Linked DNA regions of Homo sapiens: region 1 is linked to region 2. A link is a loop called in an ENCODE intact Hi-C map of the cell type or tissue named here. Cell type or tissue: GM12878. All regions are shown on one strand. Links, peaks and the distances in the headings refer to the core of each region. The heading gives the core; the rest is flanking DNA.

Region 1 (12,287 bases), core at 3,238-8,237, 470 kb before region 2:
AGAAAAATGCAAATATATAAAATAAGGGGTTTTCCCACTGTTCTTTGTATGGTAACAATCTTCAGATGATATCTTAATGATATCTTAAAATCCCCTTCCAAACCTAAAATTGAGAGTTCAATTTCATACCTAGATAATTTGTAGATTCAGACTAATGTGTGCCTGCTATTTCAAAGCTGGTATGTTGTGAAGTCTTCCTTAATATCTAGCACATTTATGATGGTTTTGGAGAAATTATCATCTAGCACTAGCATTGCCACCACTAGCATAAATCAAGTAGTTTGGGGTTGTGCAAAGTGGGGATAAAATTGTCCCCTGCTGCTGTCATCTTTATGATATCTTAAAATCATACAATGTCAAAAGAAAATTAGGATGAGGAAACCTAGACAAGGTGGAGCCCTGAGAGGAGACATTTATTAAGTTCTGACACTTGTTTTCACTTTTATACTCATATGTATCGTGAGTAATGCCATACAGTGGCAGTAAACAATCTTTGTTGACTGAATAAATGCATAGCCAAACCAGAACGCAGCACAGGCTTGTCTAACTCAGTGAAACAGCTGATGGTTGAACCAAATGCCTGGAACTAAAAAGCTGTGAAAGATTTAAGTGAAGACATGATATCTCCCCTCAAGTTATTATTCACCTCTGAGATGTTCACCTTCTTTTGGCATCTGTTGTTTGGCTTGATATGATTTTACCCCCACTTTGCACAACCCCAAACTACTTGATTTATGCTAGCAGTGGCAATGCCAGTGCTGGATGATAATTTCTCCAAAACCATCATAAATGTACTAGATATTAAGGAAGACTTCACAACATACCAGCTTTGAAATAGCAGGCACACATTAGTCTGAATCTGCAAATTATCTGGGTATGAAACAACTCTCAATTTTAAGTTTGGAATGGGATTTGAGACCTGTGGAATGTAACTTTTCCCACTGAGATGTTATTACTTTATCTGCTCTTGCTCTGTATGATTTTTCTGATTTAAAAGGGCAGCCTTACGATTGTTCCCCCACATTTTGTTTTACAGGGTGGCAACGAGGGCAGCAAAAAATGCTCTTGGTGAAGAGAGAGTTTGTGCCATTAAGTGGTTTATCATCAGCAATTTTAGGATCTTTGAAAATGTAATACATGTTTTGAAATGAGTGCCCTGTCCAGATAACCACTTCTTCCTCTTGGTTCTTTTAACTGCTGCTAGAATCTGAAAGGTAAATGGAATCTGTCACTATTTATGTGATTTCAAACTGTAAGTTGAAATGAGATACCACCTACCTTAAATGAGATACCACTTACCTTAGAGCTCTGAGGAGGCATTTTGGAACTTATCTGGGGGTGATGCAGGAGAGTGTTATGTTAGTTTTAGCTAGAGTATAAAATTCTGTGTAGTTAGGATGATAAGGTGGCAATGCACATTGCACTTAAATTAAGAATTCACATTTATACAGAGCCAAACGCGCGCGCGCGCGCGCGCGCACACACACACACACACACACACACACACAGATGTCCCTGTAGTTGAGGGTGTCTTGCTAGAAAGTTGTATATAAGTTAAACTATGCCATGGGAGTGAATAACCAACCCTTTAAGACATACTTTATTTCCTTTTTTGGCCAATGTTCAGAAGAATCAATTTTGAATTGACTCCTCATATTGACTCATTTGGCAATGTAAAACCTTTCCTTTTCTCGAGATGACATTGAAACCTTATTCTTTTCTTTAGGTTGTGTAGTTTCCACAGGAAAAGATAAATAATGCACTTTGTGTGAATCATAAACCACCTCACAGTCATGTGAGTTTCAAGTCAAATCCAGTTACTATTTTAAACAGATAAGGAGATAGAGTGGGCAGATGGTAGGTCCAACGACTCCTCTAATAAGAGGAGCCCAGAGGGCTTATAAGTAACTGAAAGTAAGCATTTTATTCCTCTAACAAAAAGAAAGAAGTAAAGAGAGAGAAAGAGAAGGGGGAGCAGCATACAAAATGGCTCATCAGCGTAACTCGGGCTACGGTATTGTGTATGCTGGTTGCCATTTAAGTTTTGATCACATGAACACTGCCAGACGTGCATATGAGCTTTTTTGACCCATACAGGCATTTTGATAAATTACCTTCCAAGCAGCTGATAAGAAAACTTTGTCATTCATTGTAGCCTCAGAGGTAAAAGCCAGACCAGGGATTAAAAAGACGGGGAAGGAGCCCTGAGAGAATGGCGGTGGGTCCAGTTGTGGATGCAGAATGAGGTTAATAGCTGAATGCCCTGGAGATCTGTGCCAGAAAAGATCTTTGTTGTTGAATATATTTATTAACCATTTATAAGATGAGGTGAATAAAGGAGTGATATTATTCAATGACCCTAAATTTTCAGTCCAATAAGGACCACAAGAGATTCCAGCAAGACTTAACAAAACCAGGTAATTGGACAATATGATGAAGATGAAATCTGAAACAGGCAAGTGTGAGGTGATGCACATCTGAAAGAACAATTTAAGCTAATCATACACAGTGATGGGTATTGAATTAGCCATAACCTTCCAAGAGAAAGATCATAAGCCTTGCTCAATGGGCAACAGTGCTAAAAATAAGCCACTGGAAGAGGAGTGAGAATAATGTGGACAATATTAAGGTGCCATTATATAAATTGACAGCATATCCTTGTCTAGAATATTATGTTGAGTTTTAGCCACCTCGTCATAAAAATGGAATGGAAGAAACAGAAAAATTCCCTGAAGGTCTGCTAAACTGATTGGAAATATAAGATAAGCTTCATTATGAAGGGAATATTTTTATGTCATGTTTAAAGATCTCCTGTAATGAAAATCCTATAGTGATGTAAAAGAGATTTATGATTCTCAGTAGCATCTGGGGTATGCCCATTAAAGAGAAAATAAGCACTCACATTTTGTGCTGTAGTCTCAGACCTGGGTAATCAAAGCATTTTTATCTCCAAATAGTATCTTGAGTCCTGTTGAAAGTAGTAGAAGTTGGTGGCATCTTTTGGGGAAAAAAATGCATATCTCCCTGGAAAACTCCTTTTATCTGGGCCAAATCAATGCATGTTTATGCTTTATGTATATAATGATAATTCATGTTCATAATGATAACTCCAGGTCACTGCATGATTCTTAAAACACTTTTAGATTTAGAAAAAAAACCTAAACAAAGAAAAACACACATTTAGTATAACTGAATAAATAACATTTGACCTATTGTTCTAAAACTTGGGCATTAATGTTTGGTAGGTATACTGATTTACTAGCCATAGTATTTGTTTACTCAGCACATTTCATCCTCAGCTACCAAAGGTAAGTTATTGTTTTAGGTTGTTTTCCAGTTTCTATTTAGCCTAAGAACTCCACCCAAGTTAGAAAAGAATAAAAATGAGGTAAAAATAAAGCAGCATTATGAAACTTAAAAAAGGGAAAGGTCACACACTAATGCTTTTCCATCCTGGGCACTGGGGACTGGGGTGAAGGCTGGGGGGTCCATTTTCATTATTATCTTTGCATTTACAAACACAGCCTCCGACGTTTAGTATTTGCTTTGAATGAGGAACCGAGAAATAATGTCCAAGATGAGTTCAAAAAGAGGTGAATCTAGTACTTGGTAGCTAAAGTAATAATCCAGTTGGGCTATATTACTCTGGGTATTAAGAAACAATAGCTAATAAGAAGTAGTTTCAGCCAGGCGCCAGTGGCTCATGCCTGTAATCCCAGCACTTTGGGAGGCCGAGGCGGGCAGATCGCCTGAGGTCAGGAGTTTGAGACCAGCCTGGCCGGCATGGTGAAACCCTGTCTCTACTAAAAAGACAAAAACCAGCCAGGCATGGTGGCAGGTGCCTGTAATCCCTAGATACTCAGGAGGCTGAGGCAGGAGAATCACTTGAACTCCGGAGGTGGAGGTTGCAGTGAGCCAAGATAGCACCACTGCACTCCAGCCTGGCCAACAGAGTGAGACTCTGTCTCAAAAAAAGAAAAAAAAAAGGGAAAGTTTCATGATACTGTATAATAACTTGGCTCATACCTTCTTGTCCTGGGAAATCTGTTTATATACATGAAAAGTATATCTCAAGAAGAGTTTCTTCCAGAATGATATAGGCTCTGTAACGCTTCAAAGGATAATCTCTACCAGAATATAAATCCCAACAGTTCTTTCCATATGCCAGATAAAATGTATTTTAGCATTTACTTTGGTCTCTAAAACATTATCTGGGTTGTTCTTGTAGAAATAAGCAAAGACCAACCAAATGAGAACAAGCAAAGGTCATTTATTCAGAGATTGCTTTAGAAAGGGAGTCAGCTACAACAATCACTGTCACTTTTGTTTTGGCAGAGACTCAAAGGCAGGTAGAGAAGTGGAGAAACTTCACAGTAGACAAAGGGAAAGCTTCAGGTATGCCCTAACTGGAGGCTATTGGCATTGGAAAGCTGTAGATGAACTAACCATTAATAGAAGCAGGGCATCTGATGTGATTTATTAGGGGTGCATGTTTAGCTTTTTGTGGTTGATCCTAAGTTGGGAGCAGTGACAAAGATTAGAGAAGATGTGGGTTATTAATGAAGTCCTGACCTTTTGAGGCTGACTGTTCCAGAGGAAATTGTTTGGCTTTCTGGATTGTTACCAGAGATAGCAGTCTGATTTCCTACAAGTCTGACTTATAGGAGGCCAGCTATTATTGATGATGGGTTGGTTTCCTGGGAAGATGACTCCATTTTAGAAGTCAAAGCTCTGTTTTTACATATGATCTGACCACTGTCCATTTGTATATTCAGTCTCTCACTCTATAAAACAAAAGAATGAAAGTTCACATTGTGAGAGGATTGAACTCTTATAAGCATCAGACTTCCATTTGTGAATAGCGTTTTTAGTTTGCAAATGCCTGAAATACATTATCATCAAGATGAGAAAACTTTTAGAAGTCTCAGATTATGGCTTGCTTCCAGTTTGGGCAAGAGATGACTTTAAAACCGAATTTTCATTCAAATAAAGTAACCGTAAATTATAGAAAACATAATTGAAAATATGACAGTATTTGAAAAAGAAGAAAGAAAAAAAGACTACCATATGTTTAAAACTGCCTCTGTAGTTTTATTAATTAAAGAGCATAACTTTTGATTCAAATCCCAATGTGAATGTCTTTTGAAAGATGTAGTAACTATTTCAAGCCACCAGGGTGCACCATTTTGAAAACTGTCTCAGGGATCCTAATGATAATTCTAACAGCCCAAAGGAGTTTGCACATCTTTTTAAGAGCCCTAGCTTCCTCCCAGGGATACAGTGTGAGCCACAAAGATCTACTTTAGTAATAAAGTACCTTTGATTTATGGATTATATCATATTTAATATCCTCAGTTGAATGGTATTCAGCAAGCAGAAAGAGTTATTTTTTTTTCTAGGTGCTAGTACTGACATTTAGCCATGTATAATATACTACCACAATTAACTAAAACATACCGTTCCTGAAATGTGCTATAACCAAATGCACTATATTTTTCATATGATTTGCAATTTCCGTGGAGAGCTCATTTGGATTACGTTTATAATATTCATTTAGCAAACTCCATTAGCAATGTTTACAAGTGCTTATGGATCCAGTAAATGAGTTTGCGGGTATGCCGTGAACGAAGTAAGTTAAATGCATCCATTTGTGTATGGTATCTAATGCATAAACTCATTCCAATCAGGAAGATGTACAGCACATTAAACTGTAACCTGGGAGTCTGGATTTTGATATGGTTCCTACATGGCTCCCTAATATGACTGAATTGATTAACCTTTTGGTTTCTTGATTTTCCCTTAAGGGGAAAACTCATTGAAAAACTAGATTAATATGAGCAGCTGAGCATAAGAATCCTTAGGGGCAAACAAACAAACAAACAAACACACAGAATAGAGAGATGTTGATTCAGTCTTCTCCGCCTTGTAAATTAGATCTTTTAGTGGAAAAGTGTTTTAGCACACTAGGTTTCTAGAATGCTAATGACATTAATAGAAATGTAACTTTCTGAATTATCCTGGCGACCTGAAAAGGTTTCTGCATCTCACAAAAAGGACTAACCTAAAAACTACAAATATGTAGTGTTAAAAATGGTTGAGATGAGAAATTTTGTGTTAGGTGTTTTTGACCACAACAAAAATAAACCCAACAGTAACAAAATAAAACAAAACAAAAACTTGTAGGTGTTCATATTCAGAGTGACTGATTCTTTTGATGGGAAATCTCTAGAGACCCATTAGAAGGGAGAACAAAGGACCTTTGTTAAAGCCTGGTGATCTGCACAAACTATGGATTTCCCAGTTTCTGAGATTTATAGGTTGTTGTTCTCACTAGGTCATGATAGGGGTGGGGATGGGGGACCCGGGGAGACAGTAGGTTAGTGATACCCAGTCCTGTATAGATCTCCTAGGATTAGAAAGAAAGCCTATTTTAATACTAGCTAACATTTAGTGATGCTTACCATAGGCTTTATGCGCTTCACATGTGGCTCTGATCCTCAAAACAATCCTATGGATTTAGGTATTATTATTTTTATCTTCATTTTACAAATGAGGAAACTGAGGCCTAGAGAAATTAAGTAATGTGTCCCAAGGTCACATAGCTACAAAGGGGTAGTGCTAGAATTTGAACTCAGTCTCTTTGTCTCCAGAGCCCTGCTCTTAACCGCTGTATCACAGATAACTGATGTTTTCCCTACAGCTTACATTGAGGTATGTAATTGACTGAAACAGAAGAATCCAAAATCTAGGCTTCATATATTTCAAATGTATGACTTGGGTTACTTGACCATGTTAACCCTCAGTTAGTTGTGCTTTTTGTAGTAGAAGTTCTAATTTTGGCTTACTGAAGATGTGGGATATAATTCCCCATATTGAATCTAATTTAGATCCAGGATCCAGAAATTCAAGTCATCTTTGACATGATAAGAAACTTATCAAACAGTGCCATCCAATGAGAATATATTCTTGTCTTCTTTCAAAATCGAGTTGGGAATTTCAGTTATTATTTAAAATTTTTTTTCACAAATATGGTTTTTTTCTCCTAGAACACAGATGCTCTTAACTCCCTAGCAGTCACCATCTGTACCTCAATTTACATTTCCCCAAACACTGCTGACATCTGTTTAAATGCCAATCTCTCCCCAACTTAGTAGGATTTTAGCTCAAAAGTGATATCCTATGAGTGATTTGGAATTTCAAAATGATACTAATTTTCATCAAAATGCTCAATGGCTACAGATACACAAGCTTCACCTGCCCCTTTGAGAAGGTTTTGGCAAAATGGAGGCTAATATTGAAAGTGATCTGTCATTTCCGGGGAATAGGACTGTTTTACCAGGTTAAAATGTTCATTTATGGGAAAAGGCTCTGAGTTGTCATGAAGAGAATTCTGGGGAATTAAGAATTCTCCTAAATAATCATTCTCTTTTTCTTCTTTCAGGTTCATGCTCCTTTCATACAGAGATGTCTGACTTTCTTCTGTGAATTATCACATGAGAGCATGCACAGAAAATATGTCCGGGGATAGGGACAGTGTGGGAATGCGGCTGAGGTTGGTTGGACAATGGGACTGAGAGATCGTCATGAGCTGTGAGATACTAATTTTTAAAAGAACATACAGAAATTATGCCCCTAAGGGAGTAATGTCTCAGTAATATCAAATCTTTATCCTTTGGAGATAAATTTGATTTTTGGAAAAATCCAAAAGTCATCTGGAATGTAGTATTATTATAAAGTTGGTTTAAGGGAACAATTTTTCTTATGTGGTTCACAAACTGATTCTAAGAAGGCAATTTCAAAAGATGAACTCTAGAAAAATTTTAAACAATGGCGGCATCATGAGACTAAGCAAGTCATCTTTCGAGAAGAATTATTTGTTGGAAGTATAAATTTGGTCTTATTTGTGTTTTGGAGTCAGGTGGATCAGGGCTTTAGATCTGGCTTCATGTATTTCCAGATCTATGACTTGGGTTACTGAACCAGGTGAAGCCTCAGTTCATTTCCTAACCTGTAAGATGAAGATAATTCTAGTATCTATCTTGTGGCATTGTGAAGATTAAAAAATGATAGTGTATGTAAAGTGCTCTGCCCAGTGCCTAGCATATAGTAAATGCTCAATAAAAGTGATGCTAACTCATACCCTCCTTCCTACCCTCAAGGTGGCTATATGGATTCCAGTCAGGAAGAACTTGGAACCATGTTATACCATTTATTTGAGTACTATGGTCCTAGGCAAGTCATCTGACTTTTAGAGTTCTGATGTCCTGCTTTATAAAGTGGATATAATAATACCTCTTTTACCAGATTATCATGAATGTTAGAGATAATGTACATAAAGGATTTAGAGCCATAATTATGATTATTATGGAAAGGAATCTTAGAATAACAACCTTTTAATGGGGACCAGATTGTTCTGTAAAGATAACAAATTTAATATGGTACTAATGCTGGTATTTTAAAACTGACAAAATTCCAAATTGAAACTTGAGATTTTTTCAAGAAGGAAAATATCTCTGGGTATGGCTGCATCACAACTGAATTATTGGTTTCTTGGTTGCAAACCTATAATACAATAGGGAAGCTCATCTCACTCATATCTCCCAGTGGATTTCACAGGATTCCTACTGCTATCAACAAGAGGATTTGGTTAACTATAGAGCCCAGGGAAACATCACTTCCATGGTTAGAAGTTTTTCGTTATGTACAGACCAAGACCTTAGAGAATAGTTTCAGTTGTAAAATAATTAAGTGCATCTTGTAAAATGCAAATAAAAATTTTAATGGAGAAAGGCCATTACTCTGCTCCTCATTTCCGTTATTAAATCTCCCTTAACAAGTGTTTAAGTAATTCTTATAACAGCAACAAAAAAGTCAGAGCCTGTAGCAACATCTCTCTTTCAAGAGGAGAGAATATTCATATTTTCTTTTCATTTTGTTTGGCAAAAATGTCTCAGTTAAAATGAGATGTCTGACTCATTTCTAGAGCCAAATATTTCTGAAATAAAAGTTTGAAGTTACAAAAATAAAAAATTAAAACCCAGTTCAATTCAAAAATAGGCTTATAACTTTCTGATTTCAAACCAAAATGTCTATGAACAAAACTGTGATTAAATACAGTCATACCTTGCAGATATTGTGGGTTCAGGTTCCAGACCACCATAACAAAATATTACAATAAAGTGAATGACACACACATTTTTTGGTTTCCCATTGCCTGTAAAAGTTATGTTTACGATATAGTCTATTAAGTGTGCAAAAGCTTTATGTCTAAAAAATGTAAATACCTGAATTGAAAAATGCTTTATTTCTAAGAAATGCTAATGATCATCTGAGCCATGGCTGCTGACTGATCAGGGTGGTGGTTGCTGAAGGCTGGGGTGGCTGGAGCAATTTCTTAAAATAAGACCACAATGAAGTTTGCTGTATCAGTCAACTCTTCCTTTTATGAAAGATTTCTCTTTAGCATGAGATGCTGTTTGATAGCATTTTACCCACAGTAGAACTTCTTCCAAAATTGGAGTCAGTCCTCTGAAACCATCCTACTGCTTTATCAACTAAGTTTATGGAATATTCTAAATCCTTTTTTGTCATTTCAACAATGTTTATAGCATCTTCATGAGAAGTATCAATACATGCCGTATTAAGAAAGCACTTTCTTTGCTCTTCCCTAAGAAGCAACTTTTCATCCATTCAAATTTTATCATGAGATTGTAGCAATTCTGTCACATTGTCAGGCTCCACTTCCAATTCTCATTCTTTTGCTATTTCCACCACATCTGCATTTACTTCCTCTACTAAAATCTTGAACTCTTCAAAATCATCCATGAGGGTTGGAATCAACTTCTTCCAAACGCCTGTTCATGTTGGTTTTTTGACCTCTTCTCATGAATCATGAATGTTCTTAATGGCATCTAGAATGGTGAATCCTATCCAGAAAGTTTTTGATTTATTTTTCCCATATTCATCAGAGAATCACACCACCCATGACAGCTATAGCCTTAGAAAATAAATTTCTTTTATTTTTATTTTGAATTTTTATTTATTTAATTATTTTTTTGAGACAGGTTCTTGCTCTGTCACCCCGGCTGAAGTGCACGATCATGGCTCACTGTAGCCTTGACCTCCTGGGCTCAAAAGATCCTTCCACCCGAGCCTCCTGAGTAGCTAGGACCACAGGTGCATGCCACCATGCCTGGCTAAGTTTAGTAGAGACAGGATCTCACTATGGTCCCTACGCTGGTCTCAAACTCCTGGCCTCAAGCAATTCTCCCACCTCAGTCTCCCAAAGTGCTATGATTACAGGTGTGAGCCACTGCACCTGGCAAAAATAAATTTCTTACATAGTAAGACTTGAAAATTGAAATTACTTTTGGATTCATGAGCCACAGAATGGATGTTGTGTTAGCAGGCATGAAAACAACATTATTCTCCTTGTACTTCTTCATCAGAGCTCTTGGGTGACTAGGCACATTGTCAGTGAGCAGTAATATTTTGCAAGAGATCTTTTTTTGAAGAGTAGGTCTAAACAGTGGGCTTAAAATATTCAGCAACTATGCTCTAAACAGAAGTTATACCATTCAAACTTTCTTGCTCCATTTGTAAAGTACAGGAAGATTAGATTTAACATAATTCTCAAGGGCCATAGGATCTTCAGAGTGGGAAATGAGCATTGGCTTCAACCAGCTGCATTAGCCCCTAACAAGAGTCAGTCTGTCCTTCGAAGTTTTGAAGTCAGGCATTGACTTCTCCTCGTTAGCTATGAAAGTCCTAGTTGACATCTTCTTCCAATAGAATACTGTTTTGTCTTCACTGAAAATCTGTTGTTTATCATAGCCACCTTCATCAGTGATTTTAGCTAGATCTTCTGGATAACTTGCTGCAGTTTCTACATCGGTACTTGCTGCTTCACTTTGCACTTTCATGTTACGAAGATGGCTTCTTTCCTTAACCTTCAGGAACCAAACTCTGCTAGCTTCAAACTTTTCTTCTGCAGCTTCCTCACCTCTCTGTTTTTATAGAATTGAAGAGAATTGGGCCTCACTCTGGATTAGGCTTTGGCTTAAGGGAATGTTGTAGCTGGTTTGATCTTTCATGTGTATCTCTGAAAGTTTCTCCATATCAGCAATAAGGCTGCTTGGTTTTCTTATCATTTGTATGTTCACAGGACAGTATTTTTAATTTCCTTCAAGAACTTGTCCTTTTCATTCACAACTTGGCTGTTTGGCACAAGAAGCCTAACTCTTGGCCTATCTTGACTTTTGACATACCTTCCTCTCTAAGTAAGCTTAATCATTTCTAGCTTTTGATTTAAATTTGAGAGATGTGTGGCACTTCCTTTCACTTGAACATTTAGAGACCACTGTAGGATTATTAACTGGCCTGATTTCAATATCACTGTGTCACAGTGAACAGGAGGTCCTGAGGAGAGGGAGAGAGATGGATAAATGCGTGGTCAGTGGAACACGTCAGAACACAAACAACATTTATCAAGTTCGCCGTCTTATTTGGATGTGGTTTGTGGTGCCCTGAAACAATCACAACAGTAACATCAAAGATCACTGATCACAAATCACTGTAACAGATATAATAATAATGAAAAAGTCTGAAATACTGTGAGAATTACCAAAATGTGATGCAAAGACATGAAGTGAGCAGATGCTGTTGGAAAAATGGCACCAATAGACTTTCTTGATGCCAGGGGTTGCCACAAATCTCTGATTTGTAAAAAATCCAAAATCTGCAAAGTGAAATAAAGCAAAATGCAATAAAATGGGGTCTACCTATAAGTAGTTTTTTCTAAATAAAGAGTAGAATGTTTTCCTCAAATTGAATATTACAGAGAAGCCTAAATGAGAAATGGATAAAAGCAAGACTACTCTGGTTAAAGAAGGAAGGGAGTGGCCCATTCTCCCCTCTTCTTCTCCTCCTTCTTTCCACCTGCATCTCCCATGATCCTATGACACCATCCCAGAAACCCCAGGGCTCTCAGAATACAGTTTTGGATTAATTGCTCCAGCTATTCCTTTGGTTTCATTATTGCTCCTGTTTTTTTTCTTTCTTTTCTTTTCTTTTTTTTTTTTTAAAAAAAAAAAAAAAGAAGAAAAAGTGGCCTTTGGGCATAGAGCATTAATCCTGTCAACTTCAGTAGGCAGGAGACAGACATGTTTGTATCTGACAGCTCAGTTCTCTCTGCTTTGCCCAGTGTTTGGGAGCAGGATTTCTGAATATAGACAAGTCTTTCTTCAAGTTTGATTGCTGTTGGTGGTAAAGTTTCTCCTGGTTGACTT
Region 2 (12,287 bases), core at 3,405-8,404:
CTACCTTATTAATTAAAAGACAAAGAGAATGATATTGAAAGGATACTAAAGGGACCTACCTAAATGTCTGTAATGTGAAATAAATAAGCTGTTTAATTTTTGACTCCTAAACTGACTCTTTTCTGCCAGTTTTACTTAATATATGTGTATTTCCCACTTGTGAGGTGATTGAAAGGAAACCTTGAACTATGCTACAGCCATTCAGTAAGAAATTCTCTATAAAGAGTGGCAAAATAATTCAGATTATTAGAATGTTGCTGTCTTTATCAAAGTCAAAGCTAATTTTGTTTTATGAAGCCGCCAAAAGAAAATGCTTGGGGAAACTCTCCAGGACATCGGTCTGGGCAAAGATTTATTGAGTAATACCCCATAAGCACAGGCAGCCACAGCAAAAATGGACAAATGGGATCACATCAAGTTAAAAAGCTTCTGCACAGCAAAGGAAAAAATAAAGTGAAGAGACAACCCACAGAATAGGAGAAAATATTTGCAAATGACCCATCTGACAAAGGATTAATAACCAGAATATATAAGGAGCTTACACAACTCTATAGGAAAAAAAATCTAATTATCTGATTAAAACATGGGGAAAGATTGGAATAGGTATTTCTTGAAGACATGCAAATGGCAAACAGACATAAGAAAAGGTGCTAAACATCATTGATCATCAGAGAAATGCAAACTACAGTGAGATATCATCTCACCTAGTTAAAATGGCTTCTATCCAAAAGGCAAATAAATGCTGGTGATTATTTGGAGAATTGGCAACCCTCATACACTATTGGTGGGAATGTAAATTATTACAATCACTATGGAGAACAGTTTGGATGTTCCTCAAAAAACTAAAAATAGAGCTACCATACAATACAGCAGTCCCACTGCTGAGGGTACAGAAATACCACCCCCCTCCCCGAAAAGGAAATCAGTGTATTGAAGAGATATCTGTTCTCCCATGTTTTTTGCAGCCCTGTTCACAATAGCCAAGATTTGGAGGAAACCTAAGTGTCCGTCAACAGATGAATGGATAAAGAAAATGTGGTATTTGCTAGTCAGCCACAAAAAAGAAAGAGATTTAGTCATTTGGAACAACATGGGTGGAACTGGTGGTCATTATGTTAAGTGAAATAAAACAGGCACAGAAAGATAAACCTCACATGTCCTCAGTTATTTGTGGAATCTAAAAATCAAAGCAATTGAACCCATGGGGATACAGAGTAGAAGGAGGGTTACTAGAGGCTGGGAAGGGTAGTGAGGGGACAGAAGGGAGGCTGGGACAGTTAATGGGTACAAAAGAATAGTTAGAATGAATGAATAAAACCTAGTATTTGGGCCAGGCACAGTGGCTCACGACTATAATCCCAGCACTTTGGGAGGCCAAGGTGGGTGGATAACAAGGTTAGGAGTTTGAGACCAGCCTGGCCAATATGGTGAAATCCCATCTCTACTAAAATACAAAAAAATTAGCTGGGTGTGGTGGCACACACCTGTAGTCCCAGCTACTTTGGAGGCGGAGACAGGAGAATCGCTTGAACCCGGGAGGCAGAGGTTGCAGTGAGCCAAAATCACATCACAGCACTCCAGCCTGGGTGACAGAGCAAGACTCCATCTCAGAAAAAACAAAAACGAAAACAAAACCAAACCAAACCCTAGTATTTGATAGCATGACAGGGTGACTATAGTCAATAATAATTATACATTTTAAATAAAATAATATAATTGGATTGTTTGTAACACAAAGAGTAAATGCTTGAGGGGATGGATACCCCATTTTCCATGATGTGATTATTATGCATTGCATGCCTGTCTCAGAATATCTCATGTACCACATAAGTATATACATCTACTACATATGCACAAAAATAAAATATAAAAAAATTATAAATACAATTTAAAAACACTTGAAGAGGTAAGGTCAGGTTATGTATGGTATAAAATCTTTTAGTGAAGGTGTGTCAGGATATAGTTTGTACAAGTCAGGGCATCTGGTATTTGAGATTACCAAGCTAAAACCATCTCAGTTTGTGAGAAGTGGCACCAATCAAACAGAAAGCCCTCTTTTCTCCATTCCATTTTTTTTTCTTCAAAGCTGTCATTTGCTATAAGTTATATTCAGTTTAAGAGGTGCTAGTCATAGTTTGTTGGGCTAAATTTTGCCATTTGTACTTTATTCTGGCAGACAAATGAGTTTAATTTGGCTTGTTTAGTATATTTTGAAATAATTTTTAATACAAATATTAAAAAGTAAGTAATGGAAGGGGAGGTCCATTTCATCTAGGTTCGAAAATTGGACTGGTATATTCTTTTAGTAAGTGTGGAATTTTTAAACTAATTACGGAATTAACCCATAATTGGGGAAGATAAAGATCTGGGAAAAGCTGGAAAGTTGGTTTAGTGGAATGTCAGTTGCTCCTGGAGTCAAATAACCTAAATTTGAGTCAACTTATTATCCAGTGCCCTTAGGAATGTCATTTAAATTATTTAAGTATCTGTTTCCTTATCTATGAAGGGAGAGGAAGAACACCTACTTAAAAGGACAGGAGGTAATATTTTAAAGGCAGTTCCTAAATTGTACATGTTTAAATACACATAGGTATGTTTATTAAGTGAAAAGGCATTTGCAATACATGGAATCTTAAAATTATATCAGTAATTTAAATTTAATTTCTAAAGTTATAGCTGTAAAACAAGTATCTTCCTGTATCAGCTCTGGGCAACAACTTCCCCAGGTGATATTTGAGCTGAATGAGCTCAAGTTTGAATTAACGTGATATCTCAATGTAGTGTTTCTTGGGTTGATTGCAGCAACTCTGAGTAGCTGGTTCTCAGGCAAGACCTCTTTCTTATCTTGCAGCTTTTACCATTAGGAGATATATCACCTATCTTGCCTTACATTAAGAAGAGTATCTTCATGTCCCTTTCTGAGCTACACACGATGTGATTTAGTTTGGATTTCATTCTTTCAGAAAAGTGTAGCCATTTGCTTGCTGCAATAGAACTTTTTTCCCTCCGCAGCCTTCGCTGCAACACAGTGGGTCATGTCTAAAAAAACAAGGTGCCTGTTTTATAATCGCTTTGATTTTTTCAGGAATAGCACCCACAGCAGAAAGAAGTGAACTTGTTTTGCAGATTGTAGATGTGGCACATTTATTCACATGTATTCTGAGTAGTAAAGTGTTAATTTTTCAAAACTACTACTTAAGCCTTGCAACCTTTTGCCCTTAAGTCTCTAGGAATGAAGAGTTAATTTGACTAGTACTGAATTATATAAGAAAGTGTTCTAAAAACTCACAAGTACACTTTAATGTATTTGGTTCCATTCAAAATCTGTTTACTCATTCAGATATATGTGAATAATTTTAATTATGCATTGTTTTTAAAGAAATATCTTAGACTGAGTATGTTATAATTAATTATTTAAAAAACTATATTATTTCCTGAGTATTGTCTCCAACTGAAGAATTCCACGTCTTTTTGCATGCTTTGAATGTTTACTACCAAGCCATATAACTTCATAGTAATTAGTTAATAAATTTCCTTTTCTGTGTTCGAATTCTTATAATGAGATTAGAGTTATAAAGTGAAGTTTATTTTATTTTACTTATTTATCTACATGAGGAAGCTTGTTGACTGAATATAAAGACATTATTACTGTCAGATTTTTTTTTTTTTTTTGAGACAGAGTCTTGCTCTGTTGCCCAGGCTGAGGTGCAGTGGCAGGATCTCAGCTCACTGCAAGCTCCGCCTCCTGGGTTCATGCCATTCTCCTGCCTCAGCCTCCTGAGTATCTGGGACCACAGGCGCCCGCCACTATGCCCGGCTAATTTTTTGTATTTTTAGTAGAGATGGGTTTTCACCGTGTTAGCCAGGATGGTCTCAATCTCCTGACCTCGTGATCCACCCGCCTCAGCCTCCCAAAGTGCTGGGATTACAGGTGTGAGCCACCACGCCTGGCTAATTTCTTTTTGTATTTTTAGTAGAGACGGGCTTTCACCATGTTAGCCAGGGTGGTCTCAATCTCCTGACCTCGTGATCCACCCGCCTCGGCCTCCCAAAGTGCTGGGATTACAGGCATAAGCCACGGCGCCCAGCTTACTGTCAGATTTTTAAATGTGATTTACAAGCAGCTTGGCTTTGACTTTTGATGGCCTAACTGATTTTGAGAATTATCAGACATTTAATGTATGAATCTTTGCAAGTGGGGAAATGCTATATTATTTTATAACAGTTAGTATGACCTGCTTTTTGCCATTGGTTTAGTAGTAAAGACCTTTTTGTAATTAAAAAGATAGTAATCAATTAGGGGGAAAAGGTATTGTGTCATTATTCAAATAGAGGAGACTTGTAATATTGGAAGCAGATGGTGCCAGGGGAAGTGACTTACAGACACTTATAGGTGCAATAGGTTATAGTGCCCCCTCCCAGCATTTTTTCTAAATAGCAGAGTTTTTTGTTTTTGTTTTTCCTATGGAAAAAGAAATGAGAATATCTTTCAGTTCTGTGTGATTTGGCTTCAGAGATCTTCTCAAAGATAAAAGATAATGAGTTTAAGGTACTTAAAAAAGAGCAGGGAAAGCCATTATATTTATGTGGAATTTTCTATTTTTGGTGCAGGTGGAACCTCTTTGAAGGTTTGCCATTAAGAAAAAAAAAATCCCAGGGGAAAAGTAGGGACAGTAACCAGTATCATGACAAGTAATCTCTAGTGTTTCGAAGTGATCCATAGGGCATTATTTAAAGGGAAATGATCACAAGCTCAGAACGTAGTCATGTTCTTCTGGTGTGAAACTAGAAATGGGGAACTGGGCGAGGGAGGGAACTGGAGCATTACTCTTAAAGTCTTAGGGTTAAACCTCAAAGGTCTTATAGAGACATTTCCTGTTCAGTTCAGCTATTCACTTATTCAACAAATATTTACTGAGCATGTACAATTTGCCATACACTATTATAGGTGAGGACAACAGTAGTGTAAAAACCAGTTTGTACCCTCATAGAGTTTATGTTCTAGTAGGGAAGATGGTCAATGAATTATGAGGTCAGATGGTGATAGGTGCTTAGAAGAAAACCAAACTGAGATCAGGGGTGAGTCTAATCAGGAAGCCCTCCCCTTAATTTATTCATTTGTTGATGTATCTGTTCATTTATTTGTTTAATGAAATAATTGTTGATCTTAAGCAAGACAGTTTACTTTCTGCTTTCAGTGACTTATGTAAGTGAGTTGTATGAACTCAGAACTAGTTTTCTCATACAAAAAAAGTTAAACAACTAAAGTTAAATTTCTTAGCTGGCTCACAGAATCTCCTTGAACCCATGTTAAAAATTTCACTGTGGTACTATGATAGGAGACTCCACTCTGGTTCTTAGGAGGACAGAACCAAGGAAAATGAGAGAAAATGTGGAGAGGAGTCTTTTGCTGTAGAATTGGCAGTCATCTTTTAGGGAGATTTTTAAATAAGCTAGTTTTGGTTTCACATTCTTCTATCAGATTTTCACCACCTTAGACTTCCCCTGTTTCCCCTCGCTGCCTTTTTCAGTCCTCCTTTCTCCTCCCCGCAGCCTGCTTTACTCATAAAAAGTGCTTTGTGGCATTCTAGCATTTTCTTAGAGGGGAGCAGTTTGACTGAACAACTTCTTCTAAGTGTATGAATGAGACATAATATAAGCATAACCCTAACCTGAACGAAGGTATTTGCATTTTCTGAAGAGGACACTTGAATCACTAATTGCTGGCATTTTGAGCTACCTGAAAAAGCTATGTGAAAATCCTCAGAGAATGTAGAGGACCTACTGTGGGCAGGAGGCCATTGGGTCTGTCAGGAAGGCCAACAATTCCTTTCAGTCTCCTGCCCAGGTAAGGTGTGCAGCCTTGCTTTTTAACTTTTTCTCTTCCTTCCATGAAAAAACTGGTGTTTCTTTTTTGTTGTTGTTGTTTTCTCTGATGGCTCTCATGCATTTTTATTTTCTGCCTTTTATAAGCTGGGTGGTTGCAAATGAGGGTAGTGTGGATAGGGTTCATGCTCCTGAGGCCCATATTCTGGCCTGTCAGCATGTTGAGCCAAAACAATGACAATAACAATGACAATATTAATGACTATGTTTTCTGACTGCCTAAGTATGCTAGTATTTCACATATATTCATGATACCATTTGGTCTTTACTACAGTCCTGAAGGGTTCATAAGAAGACCATTTGTAGATAAAGAAGGCAAGGGAGGTGAGAGGTTAAGATATTTGCCCCAGATTACAGGGCTAGTAAATGCAGTTGGGTTTGATCACACTTGGGTTTGTTTGATCCTGAAGTCTCTTTTCTTTTCCCTACTACTGTCCCAGAAATAAGTGACTGGTGATTCCAGAGGAACTGTTCCCTTGTTAGGCTCGAGCTGTTTTAACTCAGGATCACCAAGTGACTCTTGATGTTCTGCATACCGAGGCAAATGGATTAGGCTACAGAAGAAAGACTTGGAGCAGGAGTTCCAGTGGAGTGATTTTACTCATGTTAGCTTACCAGCCTCAGAGATGTGCCCGGGAGTCTGTTCCTATTTTAGGTACCCAAACTTCAGCAGGCCTTCAGGACCCATGGTACTTGGACTCTTTCCTGGACTTCATGGTATCTGGGCTCCTTCTCTCTTGAGTATTTAGATAAACACATGAACAGTCAGTTAGTGCATTGAACTCACGATACATTGATTGGTTCCTCTTGTGGTATTAACAGAGCTTATTGCTGCAGATTTTACTGACAGATAAAACTGGCACTAAAATTATCTATTTGTATTTCCTTCTCCATGAGACACTTTCATTGATTGTTTACTTTTATCCCCTATAAAAATACCTAGTGAGAAATCTGTGTTTTTAGTGTCTTTTTTGTTCTGCTTGGGGACCATGGCAAACCTTTGGTTGTGGTTGTACAATCAGTTATTCAAGTATTTCAACAATTGGCTGCATTAATTTTTTTCTTTTTTCAAAGGGATTGGGGAATTGGCAGTGGTGCTCAGGTTGCTGTATTTGGAATATAGAATGATCTGCTTGTCTCAAGTGAAAAACTCCTTGTAGACTTGGAAAAAGAGTTTGCCTTTGACTGCATAGGCTGGTACCTATTTTTTGATTTTCTAGCATTTTTCCAATTGGCCCATTCAACTTCCTTTATACCCTTTGTGATGTGAGGTATCGGATGCAATATTCTTTGTATGGTGCCATCCTTCATCCAGATGCATATGTTCTAGTGAAGCCAAACTGAAGGAAGAGAATGACTCTATTATGATGGATTAGTGTGCATATATTAGTCTATTTTCATCCTGCTAATAAAGATGTACGCAGGACTGGGCAATTTACAAAAGAAAGAGGTTTAATGAACTTAACAGTTCCACATGGTTGTAGAGGCCTCACAATCATGGTGGAAAGCAAGAAGGAACAAGTCACGTCTTACATGGATGGCAGCAGGCAAAGAGAGAGAGCTTGTGCAGGGAAACTCCCATTTTTAAAACCATCAGACCTCATGAGACCCACTCACCATCAGGAGAATAGCATGGGAAAGACTAGCCCTCATGATTCAACAGTCTCCCACTGGGTCCCTTCCACAGCATATGGGAATTATGGGAGCTACAAGATGAGAGTTGGGTGGGAACTCTGAGCCCAACCATATCATTCCATCCCTGGCTCCTCCCAAATCTCCTGTCTTCACATTTCAAAACCAATCATGCCTTCCCAACAGTCCCCCAAAGTCTTTACTCATTTTAGCATTAACTCCAAAGTTCACAGTCCAAAGTCTCATCTGAGACAAGGCAAGTTCCTTTCACCTATGATCCTGTAAAAGGCACTGGGTAAATACAGCTCTTCCACATGGGAGAAATTGGTCAAAACAAAGGGGCTAAAGACCCCATGCAAGTCTGAAATCTAGCTGGGCAGTCAAATCTTAAAGCTTCAAAATGATCTCCTTTGGCCCCAGGTCTCATATCCAGGTCATGCTGATATAAGATATGGGTTCCCATGGTCTTGGGCAGCTCCGTCCCTATGGCTTTGCAGGGTACAGCTTCCCTCCTGGCTGTTTTCATGGGCCGACATTGAGTGTGTGTGGCTTTTCCAGGTGCACAGTGCAAGCTGTCAATGGATTTACCATTCTGGGGTCTGGAGGATGGTGGCCTTCTTCTCACAGCTCCACTTGGTGGTGCCCCAGTAGGGACTCTGTTGAGGGCTCCAACCCCACATTTCCCTTCCACACTACACTAGCAGAGTTTCTCAATGAGGGCCCTGCCCCTGCAGCAAACTTCTGCCTGGGCATCCAGGCGTCTTTATACATCCTCTGAAATCTAGGCGGAGGTTCCCAAACCCCAGTTCTTTACTTCTGTGCACTCACAGGCTCAACTCCATGTGGAAGCTGCCAAGACTTGGGGCTTCAACCCTCTGAAGCCACGGCCCAAGCTCCCTGTTGGCCCCTTTGAGCCATGGCTGGAGTGGCTGGGATGCAGGGCACTAAGTCCCTAGGCTGCACAAAGCATGGAGACCCTGGACTCAGCCCACGAAACCACTTTTTTTCTCCTAGGCCTCTGGGCCTGTGATGGGAGAGGCTGCAGTGAAGACCTCTGACATGGTCTGGAGACATTTTTCCCATTGTCTTGGGGATTAACATTTGGCTACTTATTACTTATGCAAATTTATTCAACCAGTTTGAATTTCTCCTCAGAAAATGGTACTTTGTTTCCTATCACATTGTCAGGCGGCAGATTTTCTGAATTTTTATGCTCTGCTTCCCTTTTAAAACTGAGTGCCTTTAACAGCACTCAAGTCTCCTCTTGAATGCTTTGCTGCTTAGAAATTTATTCTGCTAGATACCCTATATCATTTCCCTCAAGTTCAAAGTTCCACACATCTCTAGGGCAGGGGCAGAATGCCACCAGCATCTTTACTAAAACATAAGAGTCACTTTTGCTCCAGTTCCCTACAAGTACCTCATCTCCATCTGAGACCATCTCAGCCTGGATTTCATTGTCCATATCACTATCAGGCTTTTGGTCAAAGCCATTCAACAAGTCTCTAGGAAGTTCCAAACTTTCCCACATTTTCCTGTCTCTGAGCCCTCCAAACTGTTTCAAGCCCTGTCTGTTACCCAGTTGCAATGTCGCTTCCACATTTTTGGGTATCTTTTCAGCAGCACCCCACTCCAATTTACTTTATTAGTCTGTTCAGCAGCACACCACTCCAATTTACTGTATTAGTACCAATTTACTGTATTAGTCTTTTCTCATGCTACTGATAAAAACATATCCGAGACTGGGCAATTTACAAAAGAAAGAGGTTTAATGGACTTACAGTTCTACATGGCTGGGGAGGTATCACAATCATTGTGGAAAGCAAGGAGGAGCAAGTTACATCTTACATGGGTGGCAGCAGGCAGAGAGAGAGAGCTTGTGCAGGGAAACTCCTGTTTTTAAAACCATCAGATCTCATGAGACCCATCCACCATTATGAGAACAGCATGGGAAAGACCTGCGCCCATGATTCAACCATCTCCCACCAGGTCCCTCCCACAACACATGGGAATTATGGGAGCTACAAGATGAGATTTGGGTGGGGACACAGAGCCAAACTGTATCAATGCAGTTCATGATGTATCCTCTATTATCAAAGATGAATCCTTCCACAAGTGTAACTTAGCGTCAGAAACTTCACCACTGGTAAATGACATGGAATATAGTGCAAAGACCTTCGGTGTAGGAATGCAGATGGTTCATGCATGATTTCATCTCTGCCACTGTCTAGAAATATAAGCTTTGATAAGTTTGTTTATTTTGTGGGCCTTGGTTTCCTAGTTTATAAATTAAAGCTAAAGTAATCATCTCTGCCACTGTCTAGAAATGTAAGCTTTGATAAGTTTGTTTATTTTGTGGGCTTTAGTTTCCTGGTTTACAAATGAAAGCTACAATTAAGATAGCCTTTAAAGCTGTCATTACATTCTGTAATCCAAGGCTGAAATAAAATAGGGTGCACAGAAGTGCATTATTGCAGTAAAGTTATAGGACTTTCTATGTCTCCCTTTATGTTTGTCAGTTTTTGCTTCATATAATTTGATGATCTATTATTAGGTGTATGAACATTTATGATTGTTATGTTTTCATGCTGAATTGAACCTTTTATTTATAAATAATATTCATTGTCTCTTGTAATCTTTTCTGATTTAAAGTCTATTTTGTCTGATATTAATATAGCTACTTCTGCTCTTTTTTGGTTATGATTTATATGAACTATCTTTTTTCATCCTTTCACATTCAGTTTACTTGTGTTTTTCAATCTAAAGTGAGTCTCATGTAGACGGAATATAGTTGGATCATATGTTTTGATCCATTCTACTGATCTTGGTATTTTTGATTGGAGAGTTTGATCTACTTACATTCAGAGTAATTACTGATAAGGAGGGATTTACTTTGTCATTTTGCTGTTTGTTTTTTATATGCTTTCTAGCCTTCTCTCATTTTCTGCATTAGTCTCCCTTTGTGTTTCATTGATCCTTTTTTGAAGTGAAACATTTAAATTTCTTTTTTGTTTCTTTCATTTCATTTTCTTTTCAAAATCTAATTTGATTTTATGTCAGATTAACTTCAGTAACATACAAAAACTATACCCCTTTTACAGCTTTGTTCCCAATCCTTTCAGTTTTTGATGTCACAAAATTCCATCTTTATCAAATTTGGGAAGTTTTCATCCATTATTTCTTAAAATACTCTTTATGCCTCTCTTTCTCTCTCTCTCTCTCTCTCCTCCTTCTGGTACTCCCACAATGCACTTGTTAGTTCACTTGATGGTGTTCCACAGGTCCCTTTGGCTCTGTTCACTTTTCTTCAGTCTTTTCTCTTTCCTTTCCTCAGAATAGATATTTCCAGTGTTCTATCTTCAAGTTTGCTGATTCATCTGCCTGCTCAAGTTTACCTTCTAATTTCTCTAGTGTGTTTTTTATTTTATTTATTATACTTTTAAGCATCATAATTTCCTTTTTCTTTTAGGTTCTCTGCCTCTTTATTGATATTTTCATTTTATCCACACATTATTTTCTCAACTTTTATTTTAGATTCAAGGGGTATAATATGCAGATTTTTTACATGGGTATATTACATGATGCTGAGGTTTGTGGCATGATTTAACCTGTCACTAGGGCAGTGAACATAGTACCCACTAGGTAGTTTTTAAACCCTTGTTTCTCTCCATCATTTCCCGCCTTGTAGTCTCCAGTGTCTGTTGTTCCTATCTTTATGTTCATGTGTACCCAGTGTTTAGCTCCCACTTGTAAGTGAGAACATGAAGTATGTGGTTTTCTGTTTGTGTGTTAATTTGTGTAGGATAATGGCTTCCAACTCCATCTGTGTTGCTGCAAAGGACATGATTTTGTTCTTTTTTATGGCTGTGTAGTATTCCATGATGTATATGTACCACATTTTCTTTATCCAGTCCACTGTTGAAGGGTGCCTACGTTGATTCCAAGTCTTTGCTATTATGGATAGTGCTGTGATGAACATATAAGTGTATGTGTCTTTTTGGTAGAATGATTTATTTTGGGGTTTACAGATCCAGTAATGATATTGCTCAGTTGAGTGATAGTTCTATTTTTAGTTCTTTGAGCAGTCTCCAAACTGCTTTCCACAGTGGCTGAACTAGTTTGCTTTCCTACCAGCAGTGTGTAAACATTCCATTTTCTCTGCAGACTTGTTAGCATCTGTTATTTTTGGACTTCGTAATAATAGCCATTCTGACTGGTGTGAAATTGTTGGTATCTCATTGTGGTTTTTGATTTGAATTTTTCTGATGATTAGCGATGGTGAGCATTTTTTCACGTAGTTTTTGGCCACTTGTATGTCTTCTCATGAGAATTGTCTATGCCTTTTGCCCACTTTTTAATGTTTTGTTTTTGTTTTTGTTCTTTTGCTTGTTGATTTAAGTTTCTTACAGATTCTGGATATTAGACCTTTGTAGGATGCACAGTTTGTGAATATTTTCTCCCATTCTGTAGGTTATCTGTTTACTATGTTGATTGTTTATTTTGCTGTGCAGAGGCTCTTTAGTTTAACTGAATCCCACTTGTCAATTTCTGTTTTCATTGCAATTGCTTTTGATGACTTAGCCATAAATTCTTTGCCCAGGCCAATGTCAAGACGGACATTTTCTAGGTTTTCTTGTAGGGTTTTTGTAGTTTGAGGTTTTATATTTAAGTCTTTAATCAATCTTTAGTTCAGGGTCCAATTTGATTCTTCTGTGTATGGTTAGCCAGTTATGCCACCACCATTTATTGAATAGGGAGTCCTTTCCCCA

Evidence for each region. Hi-C counts contacts between places; a loop is a spot of excess contacts. Peaks named below come from ENCODE experiments on the same cell type or tissue, not always from the same donor. Only the 100,000 strongest peaks of a DNase experiment are listed, where the experiment ranks them.
Region 1: a loop joins it to region 2, with 4 times the contacts of the local background. A loop is called at or near these places in 1 of 110 quality-filtered maps.

What each region holds. Positions count from the first base shown.
Region 1 is chr14:30,323,567-30,335,853 of GRCh38, reverse strand. No RefSeq gene overlaps it. Among named protein-coding and RNA genes, the nearest start is that of G2E3, 230 kb to the left of the region's middle. In GM12878, for the core only: a CTCF peak has its summit at 5,186 (motif pointing right); no DNase peak of the experiment used is centred there.
Region 2 is chr14:29,850,993-29,863,279 of GRCh38, reverse strand. The region is part of intron 1 of PRKD1 (protein kinase D1); the gene reads left to right. Among named protein-coding and RNA genes, the nearest start is that of PRKD1, 71 kb to the left of the region's middle. In GM12878, for the core only: no CTCF peak of the experiment used is centred there; DNase peaks (open chromatin) are centred at 4,829 and 5,579; H3K4me3 peaks cover 816 bases; H3K27ac peaks cover 1,666 bases.